2 separate regions of the Mus musculus genome follow, and region 1 is linked to region 2. The links are chromatin loops, found by intact Hi-C in ENCODE. Cell type or tissue: left cerebral cortex. All regions are shown on one strand. Links, peaks and the distances in the headings refer to the core of each region. The heading gives the core; the rest is flanking DNA.

Evidence for each region. A loop is a pair of places that touch in the nucleus more often than their neighbours do. Peaks named below come from ENCODE experiments on the same cell type or tissue, not always from the same donor. Only the 100,000 strongest peaks of a DNase experiment are listed, where the experiment ranks them.
Region 1: a loop joins it to region 2, with 2.1 times the contacts of the local background. A loop is called at or near these places in 2 of 42 quality-filtered maps.

Annotation. Positions count from the first base shown.
Region 1 is chr3:18,664,358-18,667,909 of GRCm38, forward strand. No RefSeq gene overlaps it. Among named protein-coding and RNA genes, the nearest start is that of Gm30789, 23 kb to the left of the region's middle. In left cerebral cortex, for the core only: no CTCF peak of the experiment used is centred there; a DNase peak (open chromatin) is centred at 1,574.
Region 2 is chr3:18,730,153-18,733,704 of GRCm38, forward strand. No RefSeq gene overlaps it. Among named protein-coding and RNA genes, the nearest start is that of Gm30789, 89 kb to the left of the region's middle. In left cerebral cortex, for the core only: no CTCF peak of the experiment used is centred there; DNase peaks (open chromatin) are centred at 1,319 and 1,531.

The DNA.
Region 1 (3,552 bases), core at 583-3,082, 66 kb before region 2:
CTTTTGTACTGACCTTCCTCCCTTCCCAGGTCCCTGGGTAATCATTACAATGAAGCAAGTTTGAGAGACACTATATTAAGAGTATTTATTACCTTAGAGCCATAATTTTAGAATTTTTCTCTCTTTCAGTGAACAGAAGAACCTACATTGTCTCCATAAGCCCTGTAGTTCTAAAAGGAAATATTAGTATTATAAATCTTCCTTGTGGCCATTTGGAGTTTCCTGATTTAAGGCTTATAATTTTTACAACTTATAAGTGAACCCAAGATCTCTAGGAACCACTTTGTTGAGGCATAAAATTTTGGCTAATGGAGGTAGAAACTTTCTATAGCATGTGAGTCTAGCGGAACACTCCTAGTTCACAGATAAACATATGTTACTATTTTTACAGTGTAGACTTTTATTTCAGGAAATTGTGGCTTTGTAGAAGATTTGTAGAAAAGTTTTGTCATTTTATCTTGTCAAGATCGCTCATATCTCCTCATAACAGAACTCAAGCTTGCTTTAGAAGAATAGCTTTTAGTCATCTGAAATGCTGCGCACAAGACTTATTTTACTCCAAAATGTTACAGGGGAGCTAGCTGGCTTAAGATTTCTGTGTATCATGACTCTGGACAAGGAGAACCAACACAGTAACTAAACATAGTGTAGATATTTGTTGAGCTGCTGGGGATGAAGAGCTTCCTTCTTCCAAGGAGGGCACACAACAAAACTTTTCACCAGAGAGGTGTGAAGATGCAAGTTCTAGAACCAATGAGGCCACATGGAGACACTGATGGCTCATGGGAGGTGCCATGATGGTCTGTAGAGATTAAGAAGAAAGACTACCCAGAAGACAGGAATGGAGACAAAACCAGTTCTAAAGTCAGTGAATTGCTACCAACCTTGACTGATCTGTCCAAATCTGTGACTCTGTGAACACTGTTGTTTGTGGCAAAGTAAGTTAGGTCTTTTGAAATCTAAATTTTCTTGATATGTGAGATCCTTGATTATCTCAGAGAGGTCCTTACTGGAGGAGTAAAAAGACATTACTGGAACAAAGCTGTCTGTGATTCCGGCTTATGTGAATCTGAAACATGAGTTTTGTGCAAAATGTAAAAGATAATCCCATTTGTAAAGAACACCATGGTACCCAGCAACCATAATTCCCAAATTAGACATCCATAAACATAATCTAGCATTTTTTTCTGATTCATCAACTCATTGTATAAAACCTGAGAACAATAGGAAACACTGAAATCACATTTCATTGTCTTTCACTAATTGCCTTTATTGGAAGGAAAATAAAACTACATGAAATTAAGTTTATCACAGAAAATTTAGGGCATATGGTGGCTATATCTAGGGAACATCCACCTTTTTTTATTGGAATAAATTATTGTTAAAATGAACACACTGTTAGAAAGGCTGTTACCAGTCTGCAGGTCATAAAGATAAAAAGAGCTAACCAACCTCTCAGTGTGGAATTGGCAAGTAAAAAGATGTTCTCTGCACACAATAGGTACGCAGTGAATGTATTTGACTGACAAGAACCCTGCTAGGATTAGCAGTGAGCTATTTAAGCCCTGCTGTTTCTTGTGGACTTTGCCAGCCTTGGCTGCCGGTAATGAGGAGGCTGTAACCATTAACAAGAGCCCCAAGCTACATCTCTTTTTCTTCCACTTCAAACTTCCACAAGCCATGCATTCAAGTGCTGGGCCTTAGCAGCCAATAGGTGGGTAGGATCTGAAGCAAATATTTTTATACTGAAGTATATGCTGAGGAAAAATTTTCACTGTGCCTCTGTTAACAAGCCTGTTACTATGGAGTTTGTAAATATATTCATTAAGCTGTAAAATGATAGCCTTGTATTGAAATTGACCTGCTTTTAACCTATGTGTTTTAGGCATCTGGCACCTAAAAATGCTGCCACATAAAACAAATCATTGTAGATGAAACCAGTTAACTGAAAATAGCAAGTGAGGATCAACTCTTTCAATTTCTGGAAAAGATTAAGTAGGGGGAAGGAGTACAAAGATAATATGAAAGTTGAAATTACAGAAGGTTTTTTTTTTTTTTTTTGCAAAAACAGAAGTGAAAAATATGCTTGTTTTTCATACATGTATGTAATAGGCCAACAACATTCTTAGTCACATATATTTCTTTTTTCTTTTTTTTTTTTTTTTCGCTTTTTCGAGACAGGGTTTCTCTGTATAGCCCTGGCTGTCCTGGAACTCACTTTGTAGACCAGGCTGGCCTCGAACTCAGAAATCCACCTGCCTCTGCCTCCCAAGTGCTGGGATTAAAGGCATGCACCACCACCGTCCGGCTGTCACATATATTTCAAACTGGGAGAAACATGAATCAACGAAAGGTATTACAAGTGTGGCCTTTACATACACATCAGTTCAGTCTGGGAAGGAAACAACTATATTTGCAGGAATGGAGCAAAATATGCTGGGTCCATAAAGTGTCTGCAGTAGCATCAACAATGTGTGCAATCCTTACATCATGCTTCAACAAGGGTGGATGCTCAAATGACCAAGTGTAACATGTCATACTCCAACTTGCCATGGAAGAACCCTTAACCACCATAACAGTTCTTGGTCATTTCAGCGTCTTCCTTCCACTCGCAATGGCTCCTTCTCATAGGAGCAACTGCCATTTGCCATGCAGTTAGTAAACACTAAGAAGCATGTTAAATGACGTCCATGCCCCTTATCTTAATAAGACATGTACTCCATTTAGTCCATTGACGAGTAAAAACACTGAGGCTCAAGATCAGAAGCTAATAAATAAACAATCCTTGAAACTTAACCCAGCCTGTATGATTCCTAATCTTAGGTTCTAAATGACTACACAACTGTTATTATTTTTAGGTTTTATAAGACAATTTAACATTTTTTCAATAGGGACAAGGTAGCCAGGTTTGGTGGTACATACCTGTAAACTCCTCACACAGAAGACAGGAGAATCAGGAATTGAGAGCAAACCTTGGCTTTGTGTTGAGTTTGAGGCCAACCTACATGAGCCCTGTGTCTGAAAAAAAAAAAAAAACAATAACCAGTGTTAAGTGTCAAGGTAGTATACCCCAGCTAAGCGGCTTGGTGCCAGTGTATAATGAGACTTTTCTGATGAACTACTTACATTTAAAGGAGAAGGAAAGAGCTAGGGCAATAGCCCAGTGAGGAAAGTGCTCACTGTGCAAGCAGACAGACCTGAGTTCAGATCCTGCAGCTGTGCCATACAACTCTAATACAGCTGGGCTAGAGAGGCAGAAATAAGAGGGGCACTGAAACCTGCTGACCAGAGGGTCTAGCCAGTGAGATTCATTTTCAGTGAGAGATCCTGTCTCAAAATTAATTTGGAGAGGCATTGAGGGAGGAAGACATATATATGATAATCTGGCCTCAACACATACACATTCACATGTGCATACACACATACACGTGTGTGCACACACACATTCATGAATGCAAAAGAAGGCAAAAATTTAACAGTCACTATGTAACTGTGGCTTTTAGAATTATCAATTATGATTAGACAGAATCTGGCAGCCCAGACGCTGAGAGA
Region 2 (3,552 bases), core at 361-2,860:
CTCAACGTGCTAATACTTGTCAGAAATTATTCCCACTAATAGTATGTCTTTTCTAAACTAGGCCTCATATCATAACCATAGCAACTGACTATAACAGCCAGTGTTTTGACTCTTCATCATTATATTACTTGAGTCTAACCCAGGTAGTTACGTAGATCTAGAGTAAATATTACCCTAGATAATCTTGAAGATAAAATAACCAATGTATATTAAATAGCAACATTGTCAAAAAGCAGCTCATTACTTATTTTGTAGGACAGTTGATGGGACAGCATGACATCCATTTGCATTTTTTTTTTTTTTTTTTTTTTTTTTTTGCACAAAGAGTGGCATCTTCTGCAAAGAAAAGTCACCCAATCAAAAGGTTTGACTCCCTTGTTACTGGGTAGGAAGTAAATTGAGAGAAAGGGGAATATTGGCAAACAATAGGGGAATAGTACACAAAGACTGAAGCATCCATGAAGCTAAGAATTATCAACAGAATAATAATATGTTGTGAAGTACGCTATGTCATGTTTATACACTGATTGACAATAAGCGAGCTATTGTACTATTATATTTAGACTACAGCAAGTTTTTATTTTCTGAACTTTTACATCTTCAAGATTTTGGGATTATATCACTTATTCAGTCTATAAAGAGAACTCATGAAACTTTATTTAAAAAAAAAGTAATTTTGTTTAGTACAGGATTTTTTATGCAAAGAGAGAAAGATATAATTTTAAAACAGCTACATTCTCACATCCCAAAGACTATATCATCTTATTCATTATTCTTATGATATATAGATTTGAACATTTATTTCTATAAAACATAGTTATCATAGTTGGCCAAATTTGTACAAGAAAACCTCTTATATTTGGAGACAGGGTTCAGGCTAGCCTTGAACTCACAAAGACCTGCCCACCTCTGGCCCAGGACAATCTTCTGTGAAACTGATACTGACTTTCCTGACAACTACAGACCCATAATAACCCAAACCTGTCATTCAGGTAGCTATTCATTCTTTGAGAGGATTGTTCTTAGCCTGAAGGCAAATTTTATCTACAAAATAAAAGAAAAACATATGCAGTGAATTCTGTGACTTTTTTTTACCTCTAAAACCCCAAACCAAATAGTGCCAACATTGTGCTTTTTAAAAGTAGCTTCCAGATATCCCACAGGAATACAGATCTTTGAGTCCCTGGTCTTGAAGAAACCTCTTGGTTGCCCAAAGAAAAGACATGAAATCAGGACTTGACAGGGATTCTCATTCAGGAAAGAACTGTCACCATTTTTGCTGTGCTCTGGCCAGAACAGCATATGGCAGCCCAGCTGACAAATATAATCTTTTCCTCTTTTTTTTTTTCCCCCATTTCACATGCACATTTCATTTGTGGAATATTAAAACTTCACACAAAGTGCCTGTTAACCCCTTGGCACCACAGCATCCCTCGTCAGGACTGTGATATTTACCAGGAGCCTCATTTCCAGCTGTGAGAGGGTTAAGGCCAGCAGAGCAGCTGATGGTCAGAGAGTGTCTTATCTTTCCCTACTTCTACCATGAAGGACCAACTCTCTGAATTTCCAGGCAGACTTGACTTTGTGTTAGAAAATTTATAGCTTACTGGCTTCAAAATAAACCTTCTGTTACCCTGCATCCCCGGGCTTTTCTTTCTCCTAAATCAGATGTGTTTTCTAAATCATCTATACTTACAGTCTGATGATCATGGGACCCACGTTTCAGTACACTTCACAGCCACAGCACTCCTCTGACCCCTTTCCTGAACAGAGAAAGGTTGTAAAAAAGATTTAAGTAAAAAAGCTAACCTCTTCAAATTCTTTCTTTCCCTGTATATAAGCAGCTGGGCTTGAGCTTACATACTTTTTTAGACTGCTTAAAGCCTTAGAGCTGTGGTTCTCAACCTTCCTAATGCTACAGCCATTTAATACAGCTCACGTTTTTGTTTCTGTAACCCCCCTCCAGTCATAATTGTAATTTTGTTACTGTTATCAGTCTTAATGTAAATATATGACATGCAAGATATCTGATACATGACCCCCAAAAGGGGTCATGACCCACAGATTGAGAACTGCTGCCCAAGAGGCTGCTCCTGTAGAACCCAAGTCGGAACACACTGCCAATGAGATGTATTAATCTTTGTGTCCAAATATCATTCTTCATTTGTGTTTCATTCGCTTGCTTTTGTTCGGCTTTCTGTTTAGGAAGCATGCCTAGACTAATACAGTACTTACAATATGCTTGAAATAAACATACTACTAGTGCTCTATTTTAAAATAAATTTCAAGCATACAGAAAGTATTATTGGACAAATACCCAGAGATCCCTTTACCTTTGGGATTAAGCAGCCAGTACCAGTTTCTGTATTTTCATTATACAACCCTGTATTCCTTAAAAAGTAAGATTTGAAAGGTTTCAAAGCTGTATCTAACCAACTCCACCATCCTCTCACAACAGGTGAACCACTATTTTGAAATATATGTTTAAAAATATATGATCTGGTGGTCTCTCCATGCTATATATTTTTGGCACTTACCATTATGTTGTCTTTTATGATTTACTCATGTTGATATTTAAAGGAACATGTCACAAATTTTAATTGTCATGTACATTCATTACAGTTCAGTAAGAAAACCTCATTCACCTATTGTGAGACATTTATTCTATATTTTTGGCATTATAAATTTTACTGCTTTGATCTTTGAATTTAATTTCCAGACACTGTTTAGGTGTTTCCTGGGAGGTCCTCAACTTCTGAGTCCTACACTTTGAACATCTTCAGTCTTATTGATCTCCGATTCTTGCTTTGACCATCAGTTATCAAATCCCTTCTTTTTCTATCTTCACAAACATTTGAGCAACCAAAGACCAGTTTTTGTCAGGCTGGTGGGTTTTTTGTATGTTTGGTTGGTTGGTTTGGTTTTTTGGTTTGGTTTGGTTTTTTACTGTTATAAATAGCTTCTTTCACTTATTTTTTATTAGATATTTTCTTTATTTACATTTCAAATGTTATTCCCTTTTCTAGTTTCCTCCAAAAGCCCCCTATTCCTCCCCTCCTCCCCCTGCTCACCCGCATGCCCACTCCTGCTTCCTGGCCCTGGCATTCTCCTACACTGGGGCATAGACAGTTGGTGTTTTACCAGTGGTTTGCTTTTGAGCTTTCTGTTAGGATGGAGTGGGGCTTCTTATCCTGGTTAATTTACTCATTTTTCTTTTCAATTTTTTGCCTTTTTCCAAGTTTTCTGTAGATGCAAATACTCTAATTCTCTCCAAATCAGCCACTGTGTTAGGTTTTTACTTTTTTTTATATACCACTTTATTAAGTACAAGTCAAGTTTATCATATTTTTGGTTTAAAATTTTTTCATCTATTTAGGAAACTTTTCCCAGACCTCAATGCCCAAGGAATATGCACACTTATATTTTCTTACACAGTCAATTCTGTTATAGCACTTATTTTGGAAATGTAAATTTGTTCCAAGACAGTTGATATAATAAGAAAATATGAGCATACCATAAATTTCCAACTTGCTTCTGTGTTATATCATCAGT